Regions from separate parts of the Homo sapiens genome. Here region 2 is linked to region 1. Evidence: chromatin loops called from intact Hi-C (ENCODE). Cell type or tissue: gastrocnemius medialis. All regions are shown on one strand. Links, peaks and the distances in the headings refer to the core of each region. The heading gives the core; the rest is flanking DNA. Region 1 overlaps ITM2C (integral membrane protein 2C). Region 2 has its middle 8.1 kb from the start of GPR55.

Region 1 (10,060 bases), core at 979-8,978:
TTTAAAAGTTTGCAAGGGGTTCTTCAAGACTCCTTTTCTTTGGAAGGGAAGCTGCCCTCCACTCAGCCTGGGGAGGGGCAGGGATGGGGGCAGGAGGCAGCACGCTTGCCCATCTCTTTTCCTAGCCACCTCTTCCTGGAGATATTTGAGGAGGGAGGACCAGGTCAGACAGTGGGAGGGTGTTATTCCAACTCCATCAGAAGGTCCCCCAGATTTTGCAGGAGCGGCACATTCTCCAGCCGCAGCCTGCTGATGGCATGGGTTTGGGCAGTCTGACAGAGACCTGCATCTCGGGGCATAACTGACATCCTAGCTTCTGGCTTCTCATCAGGCTCTGAAATTGAGCGTCCTTTCTTCCCCCTCACCCAGCATGAAATGGAAATATCAACATCTTCCTGCGTGCTGTTTGTAATGGCCTTGAGCCTGCTGAGTACCTCCTCCCTCAAACTTTGTCAGTTGGGCAGGGTCCCCTCCCTCTCTAATTGGCAAGGGGGAGCTTAGGACTATGCGATCTGGGGAAAGAATTAGAATCCTGGCATCTTTAGGACAGAACTGCATGTTAGTAAACTTTCACAGCTTCCCAAGGCCCTGGCGTGGTGCAGAGGGACTTTAGGTGTTGCAAGTTGGCTCTGCCCATCACCTGCTAGATTTGGAGCCTTGGAAACAGTTCACTTCTGCGGGCCTCCTGTTGCCCCACTTGGCCAACCCGCACATTTCCTCCTTACCCAGTTTCTGGCAAGGAGCCAGGCCTCGTCTCCTGCCCCCAGCAGTGAGCAGGCAGGAGGCCCATTTCTCAGCTGTAGCTCTGTGAGCCGAGGGATGGCAGCCAGGAGGCTGCTTTCTCAGGGCAGGGCGTGTAGATTTTGTCCCGTACTGTTGGGAATGCCCAGGAAAGCTTATTAAAACGTTTCTTCTGGCTGGCAGTGACCCCAGAACCCTCCTTGGTGTCTGAACTGGACTCCAAAACAAGATTTATTTTATTTTATCTATTTTATTTTATTTTATTTTTTTTTTTGAGACAGAGTCTCACTTTTACCCAGGCTAGAGTTCCGTGGCACGATCTTGGCTCATTGCAACCTTCACTTCCAGGTTCAAGTGATTCTCCTGCCTCAGCCTCCCAAGTAGCTGGGAATAAAGGCACCTGCCACCATGCCCGGCTAATTTTTGTATTTTTAGTAGAGACAGGGTTTCACCATGTTGGCCAGACTGGTCTCAAATTCCTGACCTCAGGTGATCTTCCCACCTCAGCCTCCCAAATTGTTGGGATTACAGGTGTCAGCCACCACACCCGGCCCAAAACAAGATGTAAAAAGTGATCCGCAGGAGGAGCACTCGGTGAACAGATGATTGTGCGGTGAACAGATGATTGTGCGTTGGGGCAGTTCTTGACCTGTGTCCAGGCCCAGAGTGAGGGCGGGGTGGGGGCAGGGTGAGGCGGCAGGAGCACCCTCTCGGTGGGCACTGCCCCTGCTTCTGAGCAAAAACTGCAACACAAGGAGGATTTTGTCTGTGGACCTGAGACTGGAAGGAAGTGCCTCAGTGGGCCAGGGAGGGATGGGGGTGGGGGCCAGCTGGGCTTCCAGCTGCCCGGCCTCCCCCCCTGGTGTTTTGACTCTGAGATAATGAGGAGCTGGGACACTGCCAGCTTGGGAAGTGGGCTGGACCGGAAGCACCCCCTGGGACAGCAAAGCACTCCCTCCCAGCGCCAACTGGATCCCTCCTCCCCTTTGGGGGCCCACTGGCTGGCCATGCCCCTCTTAGCCTGCCCCTTCTCCCCACACCCTGCCTGTGCCTGCACTCACACACACACACACACACACTTATGCACACACATGCACGCACAGATGTGGGCATGTAGAGGCTCACGAGCTGGGGCTGTAAGGGGAGAAAAACAAGTTAAATACAATCATCTTCTTACCTCTGTAATTTTCTCCTTGGCATTTGCCTTTGATTAATGGTCCTGTGTCACCCCCTCCCCAGCCTGCATACCTGGGGATCAGATTTCAGTTTCCTAGTGTGTCCTGGTCTCAGGCCCTCGGCAGGAGGAGCTGGGTCTCCTGGAGCGGTTGGGGGAGGGTCCCGTGCCAGCCAGGAGGGCAAATCTGGCCAGCTTAGCCCTACCCCAGTGTCCTGATGCCCACTGGCCAAGAGGGCCTGGCCCGAAAGCACTTTGTGGAGCAGCGGCCCTGCTCCATCCAGGTCCTTCCCTGTGGCAGCGTGGGGACTTTCATGGCTGTCGTCCATTCCTGGGATTTGGCGCCCCGGCAGGCCCCACGGTGGCTTCTCTGCTTTCCTGCCGCTTCTCTCTCCATTCCCTCATTTCTGCTCTCTTCTCTCAGCAGTCCTTGCATGTTTCAAGACCGTCAGCAGATTGCCAGTGAGGATGAGTTTCTCTTAGTGTGGAGAAAAAATGTTTATGGTGAAATCACAGAGGCACAACCTGGCCAGCCCCTCTGTCCACCGCCCCACTCTCTCCAAGTTCCCTCTCCCCATGAGGGCTCTTCCAGCAGTGAGCTTTTGTTGTCTGGAGATGCCTTGACTATCAGGGATGGAAGAGAAGAGGGAATTCGCCTGGCCCAGCCAAGCCGAGAGCGCATCTGCACAGATGCTGCCCGTGGGGCCTGCAGTCTGGAAGGGAGGACAGGAGAGTGATGGGGACCCCTGACCCTGTTGGCAGATGGCATCTGTGCCTCTGGACCACTGGGCTCTGTGTGCTCAGGTGGACAGTGTTTGCCCACTCTCCTCTCCCCCAGCTAGGCTCTGTCTTGAACACATACAAGACACACACACTCGGTGGGTGCCCTGGCCTCTGTGGTCTGGAGCCTGGGAAAGAAAGCTGCTGAGGACCAGGAGAGATGTGGGGGAGGTGAGATGAGACTGCCTCCCCAACCCCCATCTTCCCTGTTCTCAGCCTGGGCCTCAGGAGTGCGTTTCTGGCTGCCGAACCCCTCCAGGCAGGCTGCAATCTGCAATCATCGTTAAATCGGCTTGCAGTTAATTTGGACATTGTTACTGGGGGATGGGGCCCGGGAGCGCTCCCTTCCAGCTGTGGGGGTCTGCCGAGTTAATGCTACAGTTGGCTGGTTTCCCCCTGACCATTTTGGCCCTGGCTTTGGTAAATCATTTAATGAGTGCCCCTGTGGGTCTCAGTTTAAGCCTGCAGGGAGAGGCCCAGGCCTCTCTCGGGTCCCTGGACTTCCGGCTCATGCGCCCTTCGCTCAGAGAGCTCTGTTGCCTTGGAAACAATATGCAATATTTTTCTACTATCTAAATGGGAGCCCCCCTCCTCAGATACCTCACTGTCAGTAACTGCTTCCTATGGGGAGCAACATTTTTCTGGGTCCCCAGCATGATAGGTGGTGCGGCTGGGGTCTCAGGAAGGTGGGCCATTCGGCCATCTTTCTAGTGAGCTGGGCACCAGGGATCCCAAGGGGCCAGGGCTCTGGGTTGAGCCCAGGCTCCCTGATGCCCCACTGTCCCCAGACAGGTGTAAATACCCCGAGATCACAGGCTGCTTTGAGGGCCAAAGGGACAGTGAGGGTTCCAGGGCTTTGGTGTTTGAGCCTTGGTGTTGATTGGGCACAGTAGGCAGAGGCAGCGCTGGGGCGGGATTTAGGAGTTCTGCCTCTGTGTGGGGCTTTATGGAGGAAATGCCTTCGCCTCCAAGCAGGGACATCTGCGCTTTCCTGTCTACTTTCTGGTAGCCTGTAATGCTGCCTTCTGCACTTCTGCTCATAATGGTGCCTCTGAGGGTTTGGCTCTGCAGGCTGGAGCGGAGCTGGGAGGGTGGCAGCGTGGCTGAGCCCGGGTGTGTGCTGGGGGACATCAGCAGGGCCATGAGAGAGAAGTGCCCACCCGCAGTCTAGGTAAGGTGGGGGATCCCCAGCCTTCACAGTGAGGGGTCTTGGCAGGAACCCCTGCCCTTCTCTGCCACACCTGCCACTGCTGCTCTTCAGCTGGGGCCGTGGAAGCCTCACCTTCTCCCTGCTCTGTCTTCTCTAACCTCCCTCGGTGGGGCCTCCGAGCCCAGCCCCTCCCCCAGGACAGGGAGACACGGGACCCAGCTCAAGTTCTGCAGACCAGCATTAAGGCGGAAAGGCGGAAAGGCGAGGCTGCCCTTTGCCATAAAGCTAGCAGGCCTCACCTTGTCGGTGAATTTGATTTGTGGAGCAGGCCCTCGGGCTCTCCCACGTAGCGCTTTGACTTTTTTTTTTTTCCCTTTTCTGTCTTTCTGGTTGTTAGCAATCTCACAAGCTAGTTTCCCTGGTTTTCCAGAATGCAGAAGCAAAAGTCTGGCCACAATGCAGCCTCAACAGCTGTCCACAGAGTCAGCCCTAAAAAGGAAAGGCTCGGCTGATAAAGATCTGCTATTTTTATCTAGCACTTGATCCTTTACAAAGGGCTTTTAGGTTCTTTGTCTCGTTTAATCCCAGCAAAACCCCTGTCACGCAGAGTCTGTCCACATTTTGCATGGGAGACCCGAGAAGGGGGAGGTTGCAGGGCCCCGCTGGGCCTGTAGCCCCACTTGACCCCTAAATACAATCTGAGCCCTGGTGTTTGTTGTGTCCCGAGGGCAGATTTCCCAGCTGCTGTAGGCAGCCTGGCCTGTGTCAGGGTCAGCCACCTTTCCTTAAGACCTGCTCAGGAGCGCCAGAGGGGCAGGAGGGCATCCCTGGTGCCTGGTTTGCAAGAGCTCCTGGGTGGTTCGATCCCTGGGAGATGCCAACGGAAGGTGTCACCCCCGTCTCTTGCTGCTCCCGGGAGTCCATTGGAAAACCAAAGCCATTTAGTCCCAACCCCCTGTGGCCAGCAGCTGTTCCTGAGGGCCCTGTGCACTGTGGCCATGCCCGTCACTTGCTGGTGACCTTGGTTAGTGCCCCTGGCTGCTGAGGAGATGACAGTGGGCAGGTGGTCCATATGATCACGGGACCCCTAAAGCAGGGCAAGGTGGGGAGAGGCCCCGGCCTCCTCATGGGCCAGGCAGTGCGGGCAGTGGTTTGACCTCCCACACCCACCCAGCAGGCTCCCTTGCGGGCAGACTTGAGTGTGAGGGTGCAGGACAGGCAGGGGCACCCCATGGTGAGGATGCTGGGGGCCTGCTGACCTGCTCACGCATGTCCGCAGTGAAGGGGGGGTCCTCCAGACATTTTCTGTCCTTTTCCTAAGCAGGGCGGGTCAGACCCTCAGCTCCCCAGGGCCCAGGCCCCACACTCCCCTGTGCTCTAAAAGGGTGGGAGGTGAAACCTGAGGAGCGAAGCAGGCGCCCCCAGGGCAGGACCCCTGTGCTGTGCTGAGAGATAGGGCCTGTCCTGAGTCACTTAGGCCTGAACCACCCCCCTCCAGGGGGAAGGGAGAAAGGAAATCTGTTCCCATCCCAGAACGCCTGGCCGGAAAGGGCCTGAGAGGTCACTTGGTCTGACCTGCTCATTTTGCAGATGGGGAAGCCGAGGCCCAGAAAGTGCTAAGCAGGCAGGTAGTGGCAGAGCCAGAATGAGAAGCTTCAGGCTCTGGGGCTGGATCCCCTCCTCTCCCCAATACTGCGGCAGTCCGCAGGGACTGACCTCTAACCTCACTCTTGGCCGTATGTGGACACCACGGAGGAAGGATTAAATGGTGAACATTGGAGGCAGAGACTGGCCCCGGGGCTTTTGCATTATCTCCAAGGGTGAGCAAGGGCCCGGGGGAAGGCATAGGAGGTAGGGAGGAGAAGAGACAGGAAATTGACCAAGCTCACCTGGCTGGCTCTCGTCAGTGCTCTGGGTAAAGCAGTTTTGTTGAATTTTATACTCACACACCTACGTCCACCACCCCACACATGTGTGGCCTGGAGATGGGTTAGGTTGGCTTCTTGGCAGCCCTGCAGCTATGATCTTGAGCCCAATTCTGGCTCCCAGAGCAGATTTTTCCAGGATCCTTCTAGCCTGGCCTTCCGGACAGCCACATTTCTCTCCTGGCAGGAGCTCCCTGGTGGATGGAAGCTTCCGGGCTTCATCCTGTAGCTGTTACACCACTTGTAACAGCCTGCTTGACTGCCGGTCGGTGCCTGTGGGGGGCCAGTGTGGATCACAGGCCTAGAGCTCCCTGGCTGGGGACAAGCACCCATGCCCAGACCCCATGGGGCTCCTGGAGCCCCTGCCCCCATCAGTCACAGCCTCCTTGGTGGAGTTGAGCAGCCTTTACACAGCCTGCCCACCTCCTATTGTCCTCATTTTAGTCTACCCTCTGCACCTTGGTTTTAGAGTGGATCTTGTCACTCCCCAGCTCAAAAGCCTTCCCGGGCTCCCCATCGTCCAGAGCAGCAGCTCCCAGCCTGCCTGGTGTGTCTCAATTCCTACAGAGATTTCTAAGTCCCTAAAGTCACCGAGGCCAGGTCGGCACATCCCCTATCTTCTGTTTGAAAGAATATACCACGGTCACGGCTGGTATAAGCAAGAGGCCTAAGAGCTCAGATAACTCAAAATGCACCTGCTGAACCCACTGCATCTCTTTCGGTGGCTTCCAGGTGTGTCTTGGTTTCTCTTTCGAGGTGTGTCTCCTTTTCTCTTTCGAGGTTTGTCTCGGTTTCTCTTTAGCCAGGACGAGTCCGGGTGACCCTGGTGGGCCTTCCTTTCCCTTCTAGGTGTCATCTCCTTCCCTCCCTTTCCCCCAAGACTCCCTCCGGGCCCAGCCAGCAGGTGAAGCCTGACTTAGGGAAGGGGGGATTTCCAGGGGAGGGGCCCTGGCCCCCACTGACCCAGCATTGCTATCCACAGGAGGAGCAGCCCCCACAACATCGATCCAAGAGGGGGGGCTCAGTGGGCGGCGTGTGCTACCTGTCGATGGGCATGGTCGTGCTGCTCATGGGCCTCGTGTTCGCCTCTGTCTACATCTACAGATACTTCTTCCTTGCGCAGGTGAGGGGCCGGGCCAGGTAGGGGCAAGGCCTCGAGAAAGGGTCATGTCTAGAGAGGCATGGAGGGAAGTGTCTGCAAGGGGGCAGCAGGAAGCCCCAGACATGCCCTCAGGTGGGAGCGAGTGCCCGGCCAGCCCACAAGACTGGGGTGCCCCCTCCTCCTTGGGGCCTCCTTGGATGCAGGCCAGTCCCACATTTAGCCCCTTGTCCTGGGGAGCCAAGCATGAATCCGGGTGACAGCACTGGGCCCGCCCCACAGGGTCACCCTGGGGAATTCTCACCAGAAACTCAGATCTGGCAGAAACTGGAACTGTGATCCCCCTCCACAGCTCAGACCCTGCACCTGCAGGTCACGCTTTAAGGCTGACCTAACTGTGCTTGTGCATGGACATTTGGGTTACCAAACAAGAGAGGGAGAGGGGTGGGTACAGAGAGTCTCCACCACCTCCTTCCAGAAGCAGGAGTGTGTCCTTGCTGCCAACTATCATCCCCCTCCCCGGGGGACCTGGGCACAAAGCTGGGCCAACCCAGACCTGGGAGGGAGGGAGTGTCGCTGTGTGCTTGGAAATGAAAGTAGGTAAATTAAAAGGATAAACCTACGTACAACTCACAGAGAACCTCAGGGTGACAAAGAGGTGGGACTTGCCAGTCATTTATGACCCAAGTGACCTCCCACTCCTAAGCGTTTAACTTTGTTGTCCCCCAGTTTTTCCACGATGGAAATTGCTGAAGAGTTTGCATTCACGGGGCTTTCCCCTTGAAAGCTCAGCTCACATACACCCATCACCTTCCTTTCTGTGCAGCATCCCCCTGCCCCGCCCCACTCCCTCCATGGCCTGCGTCCCCCTCGTTCCAGGGTCCTGTGTGGGACCTTCCCACAGGCCTCTTCCTGTTGTGGCCCTACCCTAGGACCTGGGCCAGCATTTCCTGGTCCCCTCTGTTCCACCCTCGACTCACACCCTTCTCCCCACACCCCAATTCGTTGTGTGGACACCTCCCAGCAGCCCCTGGGTCTGTGCCCTGGGACAGTATTCGGGGTGTCCAGCCACTGTGGGATGCAGCCCCGGAGCCTCACCTTCCCTGGGCTCTCATCCCCGCACAGCCCACAGGAGCCCCCCATGCTGCGATGACGCATCCTCCCTGGAGAACTTGCACTGAATCAAACAGACGGTGGAATCCTGCCGATCCCAGGCCAGGCAGTCCCAAGCATGTATCTACAGGCCCCTCCAGGAGCCCCCTCCAGAAGTAAGAGTGGGCAGACTGGCCCGCCCGGCCATTCAGTTGATGGGATCACACCAGGCTGCCTGGCCTCCCTTACTGATGGAGTGACTGGACTGGCCCACCAGACACAGTGTCTGTCAAGGTTTCTCCAAGACAGGGGTCAGGGATATCCAGGAAGGGCGATGGCACTTGTCCGAGGCTGGATGTGGAGGTAACCGTGATAGGGGCACAAGACTCTTAACAGTGTTGCCTCCAGCTCCACCTCCCCACCCGCCGTGTTAGGCCCCTCCAGGTCTGCAGGCCAGGACAGCAGGTGACAGGAAAGGCAGTCGTGCACAGGCGTAGGTGCCCAACTCTTAGGTTCGTCCTTGACCCCCTGCCAACCCCAGGCTCTTTCTCTGGTGTCTGCACCTCTGTGGAGGGCACGGAGGTGGCCAGGTCCTAGTCCTGCTGGGCCACCCCTTTTCCCAGTCACCGACTCAAGGACTTGGAGGCCAGAAGGGACCTTAGGGATCATCATGCTTTACTGATGGGGAAACTGAGGCCCAGAGAGGTCTGCCACCTAGAACCTGGCAGACCCAGCTCATCCTCCCTTCCGTTTGTGAAGCTGGGAAGCGCCTTGCCCAAGAATCAGCTCATCTCCTCACTGGCAGCCCCAGACCCTGACCTGATGCCCCACCGTCTCAGTTTCTCCATCTGCGAAATGGGTCTCACAGTCCCTGCTCTTCTTGCTTCCGCAGGCTTTTGGGGCATGTAGCGGACGGGTAGGCAAGAGGGGGCCTTACGGAGTGCGTGTATGACCAGCCTCTCTGACTGTCTGTCTGTCTCTCCGCCTTGCTCAGCTGGCCCGAGATAACTTCTTCCGCTGTGGTGTGCTGTATGAGGACTCCCTGTCCTCCCAGGTCCGGACTCAGATGGAGCTGGAAGAGGATGTGAAAATCTACCTCGACGAGAACTACGAGCGCATCAACGTGCCTGTGCCCCAGTTTGGCGGCGGTGACCCTGCAGACATCATCCATGACTTCCAGCGGGTGAGGCTGGCCAGGGCCTGGGGGTGGGGGGTGGGAGGGTGTCCCGGGGACTCAGGGCAAGGGGAGCAGGGATGAAAGGAGACTCCTCGGAGTACAGCAGGTGTCTACGGTTAGGCTTACCAGGGTCTTCAAGACACTGCTTTTCTCCTGTTAGCAACAATGGTTCTTGCTGAGTATGAAGCAGCCGAGGCTGATTTTCTCCTCAGCCTCCTGCCAGCTGCACGCTGGCTGTCATGGCAGGGCCAGTGCGTTGTATCGAGGGGTAGTACATTCACCATCGAGTGCATTGCGTGTACAGCTCAGCGGGTCTCTGCAGAGTGGGTCTCATGCGTATTCATGTAACCCCCATGGGTCCTGAGACAGGGCATCTCTCGCTGGGGTCCAGGCTGTCCCAGGAATGGCTGGCCCTCACAGGTTTCATAAATGCACAGCTGGGATGTTACCATGTTCCCCAAACCTCAGCTCTGTAAACATGAGAAGAAGCTTTATAACAACAGAGGCGTTTAGCAATCAGCTGCTATTTTCCTCTATCATGTGGCACCTTCTACAACAGGCTAAGAGAAGACCAGGAAAAGGGAGTGCCCGCCCAGGTATTGAGGAGTCTGGAGAGGACTCTGCTCCTGAAGGCCCAGGGTCCCAGGAAGGCATGGTGGGACTCCTGCCCCTGCTGGCCAAGCTGCTTTTTTTTTTGGAGACAGAGTCTCGCTCTGTCGCCCAGGCTGGAGTGCAGTGGCACGATCTCGGCTCACTGCAAGCTCCGCCTCCTGGGTTCACACCATTCTCCCGCCTCAGCCCCCCGAGTAGCTGGGACTACAGGTGCCCACCACCACGCCTGGCAAATTTTTTGTATTTTTAGTAGAGACGGGGTTTCACCATGTTAGTCAGGATGGTCTCGATCTCCTGACCTTTGATCCGC
Region 2 (10,060 bases), core at 1,079-9,078, 62 kb after region 1:
CAGCAACAAGAAGGAATGAGGGCAGGAGTGGGGGCGTCAGAGTGTCTGAAAGAAGGATCCAGGGCATCTGAGGCAGCCGGACTCTGAAGATAGCCTCAGCAGGTCTCTGGCCGCCACTCCCCACAAAGCAGCTCTGTCAGCTTGGGCTGGTTGCCTAACCTCTCTGAGCCCATTTCCCCAGCCGCAAATTGGAGTTACACATCCATTCAATCAAAAAATGTTTGTGGATCATCTCCTAGGGACCAGGCAGTGGTGGTGAAGACAGATGACAGTACCTGTCTCAGAAAACGTTGTTTTAGGAGTCGGCATGGTAACAGGGGTAAGTGTACCCAGGAAGTGCCTGGTACTCAAGCAGTGACTGAGGCCCCCATTCCTCGTTGATTTATGCCTGCCTTTGTCTCCCCTGCTGGGTCTATTTGAAGGAAAAGAAAAAAAAAGGAGGAACATTGATAATGAGACCCTCATGATCCAAGGAAAAGGGGTCCTAAAAATCAGAGGAAGCCCCAACAGAGAGAGGAAGGCAGGGGAACTCAGGAAGAAGAGGCAAAGAGAGGAAGATGAGCAGCACCTGCCCCCACCCTCTGCTCCAACCCTCCAGGTGCGGCCTGGAGACAGACTCAAAGGGTTGAGCTCCAAGAGCTGGGCTAGGCAGGGACTTGCCCCAGGCCCCATCCTATGGCTCCCCATCTGGCCTCTCCCCTCCCATTCTGCCGGGAACACTTCTGTTCCCAAGCCCCACTTCTTTATTTTATTTTATTTTTTGTAAAAATAGAGATGGGGTTTTGCCATGTTGCCCAGGCTGGTCTCGGACTCCTGGACTCAAGCGATCCCCCACCTCGGCCTCCCAAAGTGCTGGGATTACTGGTGTGAACCACTGCATCCGGCCACCAAGCCCCACTTAAACATTGAGCCCGGATGACTCCCCTGCACGGTCAGCTGGGTGCTATACCACACGAAGCCCGTTCCTGGAGCCTTTGCCAAGTCCCTGAGGACTGACACCCTGCCCCCTAGGTGCTCACAAAGACAGGAAGGTGCGTGCCCCCAAGCCCCCCAACTCGGGGCCCTGATAATCCCCCTTAGCAATTGAAGATGTCTCCTTGAAAGTGGGCCCATGGTGGCTGAGGTCAGTGATGCTTAATGTCAAGGCAGAAGGGAGTAAAACACGCAAGGGGGCAGCAACTGTCCAGAATGCAGCCTTCCCCTCCCATGTCACCCCACGTGCCCCTCTGTCACTCACTGGAAATGTAACATCAAGGTTACAGGAGAAGGTTGCAGATGCTCAGATATCTGTGCCTTCTGTTCTTGTCATGATCCAGCCAATTCTTTTAGAGCCACCAAGCTTCTCCCTGCAGTCATCCTGCCCATGGCTGTTGATGGCCCTGATGGGGCTTGGAGCCCCCAGAATGTGCAGAAGTTGGACAAAGGTGGTCTTCAAATGCAATGGTTGTCTTATCACCGAAAGCCCACGGCATCCAGAGGAGGCCCTTTACTACGAAGTTTACAGAGAGCACAGGTCTCTGTACGTCCCAAGTTTCCCCTGCTGCCAAATGCAGGGGAGGAGAGAATTCTGGAAGCCCACCCTGTCCCATGGCTCCCCTGGCACATGGAGCCACTGAATGTCTTGTGAACATTAAACAAATGCTTCCAAGTGAACACCTCTGGCTCTGTCTCATCCAGGTCCTCCTGAGGCCCTCCTGAGGTTTGGCGCTCAAGGGAGCAGAGTCCTGGGCTAAACCCTGGCAACAGCTTCCCAGCATTCCCTCCACTCCCGCCGGGCAGCCAGGACCCCCCCGCCTCCCACCTGGGCCTTGGGGCCAGGAGTCAAGGAATGAGGGGATTCTGCTCACCTCTGAGTACCCCCTCTGGCCTCCCAGCAGCTCCCTGTCCAGGCCACCAGGTCACAGCTACTGAGCTACACTTGTTTATTTCTCAGGGACACGGGGATAGGAGTGTGAGCAGATGGTGGACCCTTTTGAAATACTTATTTTCTTTTATGTTTCCTGTTGCATAAAGTGTACTATTTCCTTTGCCCACATGCCCATCAGGAGCCTAATATTCTGTTTTCCACTTTAGCTATTGAATTCCTATTCTTCTTACGTGTTGAGTCTTTTCTCCCTACTTCACCCCTTCCCACCTCCCCTACACACAGACATTTTTATCTTTGGGTTTTTTGTTTTGTTTTTCTTTTCTTTCTTTCTTTTTTTTTTTTTTAGACAGAGTCTCACTTAGGCTGGGGTGCAGTGGCATGATCTCAGCTCACTGCAACCTTCGTTTCCTGGGCTAAAGCGATCCTCCCACCTCAGCCTCTCAACTTCCCAGGACTGCAGACACGTGCCACCACGCCTGGCTAATTTTTGTACTTTTGGTACAAAATACAAAGGCATTGAGAGGTTTTGCCATGTTTCCCAGGCTGGTCTCCAAGTCCTGAGCTCAAGCAATCCACCCACCTCAGCCTCCCAAAATGTTGGAATTACAGGCTTAAGCCACTGCGCCTGGCTCAGTTTTATCTTTGTTTTGCGGCATGGAAATTGTTAATTGTGTCGTTCGTCTCCATGAATTATCCTGTAGCACTTTAATAATGAACCTATCTTCACCCTTCTGTAGTTTGAGTAACTAGGACATTCATTTCCTTCCTGAAAGTCTTTTATTTAATTCTGATTTTTAAAAAGTATATATTGGGGTGGAAGGTAAAAAAATCTTCTCCAATACTGAGGGGCTGACAGGTGAAGGCTATGGGGAGGTCCCCACCTGCCCTACCTACCCGCCACTCCCCCGGGAACTGTGCCAGCACTCACACCCTATTCTCCTGCAAAACGCTTTGTCCTGAGAGCCTTACCCCACATGCAGAGCTACCACCTCTGCTCTTTAATGCCATCAAATATCTTCCAGGGCACACCACACTCCAGTACCTGGCTCAGTCTTCATCTCCACCCCAAGTCCTCCCGACTCTTCAAGGAGACGTCATTGCCAATGGTGACAGCTCCCTCCAACACTGACCCTGCCTGTCCTGAGGACCACGCCGAGGGCAGTACACTTTACAAATTAAGTCTGTTCATTCTCCAAACACCCTGGGAGGTGCAAACGATCAACAGCCTTGTTGACAGAGGAAGAAATTGAAGCACAGAGGGCTGGAGCCCTGTGCCCAAATGTGCACCACGAGCTTGATGCAGAGCTGGGATTGGGCCTAGGAGATGGCACCTAGAGAGGCCGATTTCTACCTGTCCCACCTTGCTGAACCCTCACCAACCCCATGAGGCAGGACCCACAGGCACTCCCACTTTACAGGGTGGAAATGGAGGCATTGAGAGGTTTTGGCAACTCGCCTGATAAGCCCACTTGTTAAGACGCTGAGCAGGAACACAGTGCACCTGCTGCTGCCACAGGCCCCGACCGCTGCACCCACGAGGGCCCCACTTCACAGTCTGGCCTCACGGTGCGACCTCCTGCTGCTCTCACCCCTGCCCATTAGCCCCATCCCCATGAGAGCATGCGGGGCCCCTCTGCTCCCCTTCCTTCCACACCCTGAGTGGTGCCCCACTCCACTGCCCGGGCCACCCCTGGCCCAGTCCATTCGCCTGCTTGCCCACTCCACCCCAGCCCCTTTAGCCCATGGACAATGCTCCTGGAGCCAAAGGGAACCATCCAAATGGCAGTCTCAGGGCACCAGCACCCCTCACCCCTTCCCTGGTGGTAGGGCAGCCCCACCCCAGCCCGGTCCCGTCGAGGCCACTCCACACCTCAAGGCCTCACCTCCAGCTCCTCACCATCCCCAGACAGCCTGGCCTCCAACTTCACAGAAAAAAATCTCGGTTCTGAGGCGTGAAGCTCCAGCTCCTTGTCCTACAAACCAGCCGCGGTCTGCACCCAACCAAGTGACAAAGGTACTCTGCTGCTTAGAGAAACACCTCCACGCCACCAGCCCGCCGACCTTCTCTGGGCGCCTGCCCGTCAGGTGGTTGCAGCTGTTTGTGGGAGGCATCCAGAGGGCAGGAAACATGTTAGAGGAATTCACAAGATTAAAAACTCATTCCCTACATAATTGGTGCTGAAGGCAGAAAATTACCACCGGCTGGATGGATATTGTTTCTATCATCTAAGGTGACTAGAAGTCTTAATTTGTGCATTATATCATTTTGAAATTACAGAGATTTCTGTAAAGGTACATTGCATTCTGTTACATAATGCACATAACGTTACATGAAGGGGAAGCTACTATGGAAGGAAAGTCTTCAGTGTTCATTAAAATAGTTGGATCTACACCTCTTCTAAATGAAGACAGCATGGCTGTGAATGTTTATATGATAAAGGTACATAAAGCTCCGAACAGAAGGACATGTTCATTACAAGGACAGTCTCCACGTGGGGCTCGAAACTGGCCAGGTCCTGCCTCTTCCAGCTGCCCAGCTGTGCCTGCATGAGCCCCAATCTCTTGCTTCGTGTCTGGCCGTCATCCTAAACCAGGCCTCTCTCCCACTCTTGCACCACCTCCTCGCTTCCTGTGACAAGGCACACCCTGTTCTAGCCCAGGCTCGGCCTGGGACTGCCTCCATCAGGGCCTCAGTCTGCACATCCCTGTAGCTGTGCTACAGGCAGGACTGCTGCTCTCTCTCTCTCTCTCTTGCATGCGCTCGCTCTCTCTAATTCTCTACATGTGAGGTCACAAGGACAAATCCTAAGGGAACAGAAGCCGGACTGAACTCTGACTTCAGAGCCCCAGGATCGTGCTCTCACGCTGATCTTTGGCAACGATGAAGGGAAAATGGGTCTGCTTTCACCCGGCTGCTTCCAGCCCACTCCTTTCCCTGCCCCTTCCTGCCTCTTCCCCCTTCCCTGCTACCCTCCATCACTGCCTTCTGGTCCTGTGCCCTGTCGCCTCCTGTGGGCCTAGCCAAGCCCCTGAAGTCCCCTGCCCCGCCCAGCTCCCCCCTTCCCTCCGCCCTCTCTGCCTGGCCTGCCTCTCTGCTCTTCACTCTTCCTGTGCTCTTGACTTCCCTTCTGGCCTTTCTCTGGCCTCCAGCCACCTGGGCAGACTGCTCCACTGCCCCATCTCCCTCCCATCCGTCCACCGCATCCTCCACCTGCCCTCCGTTGGCCCTTCCTGCAAACCGTCTCCTGGGACCCTGATGTCCCTGCTAGGGGAAGTCAGGAACCTACTGAACACACGGGGCAGCCCATGGTGTGCAGCTGCTGGGCAGCCTGGCAGGCCCTCCAGGAAGCCCCCATCTCCAAGGGAGCTCTCAGCCACCTGGGGACTGGCCTGTGGCAGTGGGTGGCTGTCCCTCCTCAGGTTGGTCCACAGGCCAAAGAAACTAGAGCAACCTCCTTTCATGTCCACCCTCAGTCCCCTTAGGCTTTCAGAGCGGCCATAGAGGTGGTGGCTGGACTCAGGGGACTCAGGGCCTCTCTCCTTACAGGGCTTGCCTCTTATCCAGGAGCAGCAGCCCCTGCGCCGGCAGCATTCCCCACTCCTGGAAGTCAGCGTCTCCAGGAGGCAGGGCGGGGGCTCCCTTGGCAGGGCAAAGGCTGCCTGGGTGGGGGCAGTGACAGCAGCGGGATGAAGCTCTGCTGTGGGGGTGGGAGATGCAGGATGCAGGGGATGTGTCCGCTAGGAGAGGCATTACCAGGTCTTCCCCAAGAGCTCAGCCTCTGAAGTTCTTGACTTCAGTTTCTGAGGCCACATCTGCAGTCACCCCAAAGCTTCCGGTGACCACCCCAGAGGTGCTGGGTCAGGCTGTGGTCACTTCCTGCCTCCCTCTCCTCGCCTCTATTGTCACCTGGGCTCAGGGTGCTTTCCTTGCCCACCTTTTCAACCCTCCTTTCCAGTGCTAATAGACTGGACTGTCCCCCAGGGGCACTGGCCTAGGTATATGGGCCGCTTATTTGGAGAGACCCCTCCCTGCACTGGCTGTTTCTCCACCTGCCCCTACAACACAAAAGGCTGACAGAATATGGTGATTTCTAACCCAGCCCTGGCCCTGGAATCACAAAACCTAGGTCTGCATCAGGGCCAGCACCTCTCTGCACCTCTCTCACCAAAAGCTGTGGAACGAGCACCGAGTACTGATTCCAGGTTTCTGGTCCCCGGCCTCTCTCCGACCCCAGCACAGCTGCTCTTTCTGCCCCTCAGGGATGGGGGTTAGTTCCCAGGACCAAATGTGAGATGACCACCTCTGTGAACAGCACAAGTATCCACTGAAAGCCCCAACCCTGAGCTCTTGGTCCCAGGGGAAGGAGGACACAGGTCAGAAGAACCAGGGACAGCCAGCCTGACCCAGCCCAAGTGCTTAGCAAAATGCTTAGAGCCCGGCCGCCTCCCTCCCCGGGGCCCACTCCATGCTGACTCCTGGTAACCTCTGGGCAGGAGTCAGCCTCCCCTGGGGAAGATTAGCATCCGGACGCCTCGGGGTGGCCCTGTTTGCTATCTGGGGTGGGGTGAGGATGACCATCTGTTCTGGTTTGCCCAGAATGGATGGGACTCCTGGGGGGACTCTGGACCTTCAGTGTTAAACCCAGATAGTCCCTAAGAGTGAAGAGCCGTCACTGCAGGTCGGCAAGGGAGCTTTGGGGATTAAGCCCTCTCTTCAGTCGGGGTTTCCCACCCTGACTCCACCCACCAAGGAAGGGCATTGTCCTGTTGGGTTGGGCTTCCCCCACCCCCACCCAGGACCCCTACATTCTGCTGACTGCGCCCAGGGTGCCCAGAGCCTCTCTGGCTGCCAGGACACACATGGGTTACCTCCTTCCTACCACCTGGACAAGTGACACACAGGCCCCTTCATGCCAGAGACACACGGGTCTCAGAGGAAACGCCTGGGGTGGGGGGCACTTTTCCTCTCCCTCAGAGATGGTGGCAGGACCCGCAGCCTCAGCACCATCGTGACCACATTTCCAAGAGAAGGCTCCTGGCGCTGTGGTCAGACAAAGCGGCGGTGTTTTAGTTCAGGCTGCCTGGAACACATCAGAAAAGGGGCCTCAGGTTACACAGAGGCAGGCACGTCTTAGGAACTAGAGTGTGTGGTCCCAGCCCGGCAGCCACTCCCAGCCCCAGCGCAGCCTCCTGTCTGGATGAGGGGCCCAGGAAGCGAAGGCTGACGGGCTCCATGGACCTGTTTATTACCAGGAAGTCTTTCCTTCTGAAGCTCCTAGGGGGCCTTGAGTGAGTGACTTGCTTTGGCTGTAAAAGGGGTTTTGCCCAGTTGATTGAGTCCTAGGGTCTCACACAATTGTGCTGTGTGTTGTGGTCTTCCCTCAGGCTTTCACAGGCTCACAGCCAGAACTGTGCGCACCCATCCAGATGTCAACACACACACACAACACACCCAGAGATTCACATGTGCATGCCCTAGATGGATCATGGGGCAATTCTAAAGGAAATGCAGCCCTGGGCTCTGGGACTGGGCTGGGAGGAGAGGGGTTCCATTTTGGACCGGAGGGTACGGAATACCGACACAGGGGAATGGAGATACAGGTTCAGTATCCTTTGTCAGAAACGCTTGGAAAAAGAAGTGTTTTGGATTTTGGATTTTTTTAGAGTTGGGAATATTTGCATTATACTGGCTGAGCATCCTAAAACCAAAATCTGAAGTGCTCCAATGAGCATTTTCCTTGAGTGCATGTTGGCGCACAAAAAGTTTTAGATCTGGAGTATTTTAGATTTTGGACTTTTGGACTTTGGATGCCCAGCTTGTATATACTGAGGAGTCATCAGTATCAGCATGAGGGAGGAAGCTTGTGAGTTTGTAGGAAATAACATGCAGTGTGAGAAAATAAAGAGTGAACTGTGGGGAAGAGAATATTAAAGAGGTTGGCAGAGAGACTGGAATGCACAAAGGTGGAAAGGAGTTAGTCAGGGGTAGGAGAATTGCAAAAGCCAAAGGGAGATTCCAGACAAAGGCTGGCCAGTATGTGAAGGAGCCTTGAAGGTAAGCCAGTGGCCAGTACTGAATTTTGGCAGAGGAAACCAAGAACACTGGTATGGTTTGGCTGTGTCCCCACCCAAATCTCATCTTGAATTGTAGTTCTCATAATCCTCACATGTCGTAGGATCGTAGGAGGAACCTGGTAGGAGGTAATTGAATCATGGGGGCGGTTACCCTCATCCTGTTCTCATGATAGTGAGTGAGTTCTCATGAGATCTGATGGTTTTATAAGGGGCTTTCCTCGCTTTGCTTGGCACTTCTCTTATGACGCCATGTGAAGAAGGACATGTTTGCTTCCCCTTCCACCTGACTATAAGTTTCCTGAGGTCTCCCCAGCCATGCTGAACTGTGAGTCAATTAAACCTGTTTTCTTTATAAATTACCCAGTCTTGGGTATGTGTTTATTAGCAGCATGAGAATGGACTGATACGAACATCCTGTTGGACAGCAGCAATGTCCATAGAGGTTCTGCCTGCAGGAGTGGCTCAAAGGGGACCAAGGAGAGCATCCAATATGTGGATTTAGGCTCATGAAAGGTAGTTGTCTATAAAACCCTTGAGGCCAGGATTATCCCCAGAGATAAGTCTGATGACAGTTGTCTTAACACAAAAATGAATTATTAGAATTTCCCTTGAGGTATTACTCAAGTTGTCAAAAGCTGACTAAGTTGTTTGGCTGGAGGCTAAGGGGAAAGTAATTTATATTTATGATTCTTCTTTTTATGCTTGTATACAAAGGAATAGAAGTCAGGACTCTTGATCTAACCTGAGCCAGATTTCCTATGTCAAATCCTGTTTCCCTAGTTTTCCTCTTACCTCCCTAGTCTCCTAAGTTTATTAATAAACTTTAAAACACAATAGGCTTCCTTGAATAAAATGATTCTGATTTTCAGTTGGGCTGTACGACTGGAAACATTAAGTAAAAATGTATTCTAGGCCAGGCACAGTGGCTCACACCTGTAATCCCAACGTTTTGGGAGGCTGAGGTGGGAGGATTGCTTGAGGCCAGGAGTTTGAGACCTACCTGGTCAACAACATAGTAAGACCCCGTCTCTACAAAATTTTTTTTAATTAGCCAGGTGTGGTGGTGCACACTTGTGGTCCTAGCTACTTGGGAGGCTGAGATGGAAGGATCACTTGAGTCCAGGAGTTAGAGGCTCCCGTGAGTCGTGATTGTGCCAGTGTGCTCCAGTCTGGGCAAGAGAGTGAGGCATTGTCACTCTCAGAGATAAATTCTTTTTCAAAAAGCTTTAGGTCCCTGGGGAAAAAACACAGCAATAAGAACTAATTGCGTTAGGGATAAAAACCCTGCCCTACCCCACTTGGTGTGCTCTTGTGATCGTGACTGGTGCAAGTTGCACCCTTCTGCAGAAGTAAATTGCCTTGCCGAGAGAGCTTTTTGCTGGAGTGCTGATTCTTCTTTGTGGCACGGAGCATTTATTTCCAACAGTCACCAAAAAAAGTTATTAGATGATAAATTGTGATTATTTGTTTTGTAGATTTGGGGTAAAAATGTAAACCATAGAAAAAAGTCTTGCCCTGGCTCATTCAAAAAGACAAGTAGTAGAGACCTCATCTAGAAGAATGTTTATGCTAATTTCTGCAAACTACAAAACACAGATGCTGCCACAACCACCAAACAGAATAGAGAAAATTTACTCAGTAGAACAAGATATTTAAATCTAAAATTTGGGGCACAGTGGCTCATGCTTGTAATCCTCACATTTTGGGAGGCGGAGGCAGGAGGATTACTTGAGCTCAGGAGTTTGAGACCAGCCTAGGTAATATATTGAGATCCTCATCTCTACCAAAAAAAATAAATAAAATTAGCTGGGCATGGTGGTGTGCACCTGTGGTCCCAGCTACTTGGGCGGATCACTTAAGTACAGGAGATTGAGGCTGCAGTGAGCCGTGATCGCACCACTGTACTCCAGCCTGGGAGACAGAACAAGACCCTGTCTCAAAAAAAAAAAAAAAAAAAAAAAAAAAGCTTAGACTCATTCTCATACTAATAATTGGGGGTTTGTGTAAAACATCACATAAAAAGAAGCCGGCCAGGCAAGGGCCCCCTTAACTGCCATTTGAGGAAGTGAGGCCATCAGAGTGGGCTTTATATGGAATCAATTTCCTTTAAAAGATGAT

Evidence for each region. A loop is a pair of places that touch in the nucleus more often than their neighbours do. Peaks named below come from ENCODE experiments on the same cell type or tissue, not always from the same donor. Only the 100,000 strongest peaks of a DNase experiment are listed, where the experiment ranks them.
Region 2: a loop joins it to region 1, with 7 times the contacts of the local background. A loop is called at or near these places in 5 of 110 quality-filtered maps.

Annotation. Positions count from the first base shown.
Region 1 is chr2:230,866,665-230,876,724 of GRCh38, forward strand. It overlaps ITM2C (integral membrane protein 2C), which reads left to right. Exons shown (of 6, transcript NM_030926.6): 2 at 6,753-6,893; 3 at 8,956-9,144. Among named protein-coding and RNA genes, the nearest start is that of ITM2C, 6.8 kb to the left of the region's middle. RefSeq lists enhancers at 2,886-3,543, 3,544-4,201, 6,127-6,666, 6,867-7,186 and a silencer at 7,547-7,616. In gastrocnemius medialis, for the core only: no CTCF peak of the experiment used is centred there; a DNase peak (open chromatin) is centred at 7,007; H3K27ac peaks cover 576 bases.
Region 2 is chr2:230,928,267-230,938,326 of GRCh38, forward strand. It overlaps a transcript of GPR55 not described here. Among named protein-coding and RNA genes, the nearest start is that of GPR55, 8.1 kb to the left of the region's middle. RefSeq lists a silencer at 1,141-1,270. In gastrocnemius medialis, for the core only: no CTCF peak of the experiment used is centred there; DNase peaks (open chromatin) are centred at 4,505 and 5,085; H3K27ac peaks cover 568 bases.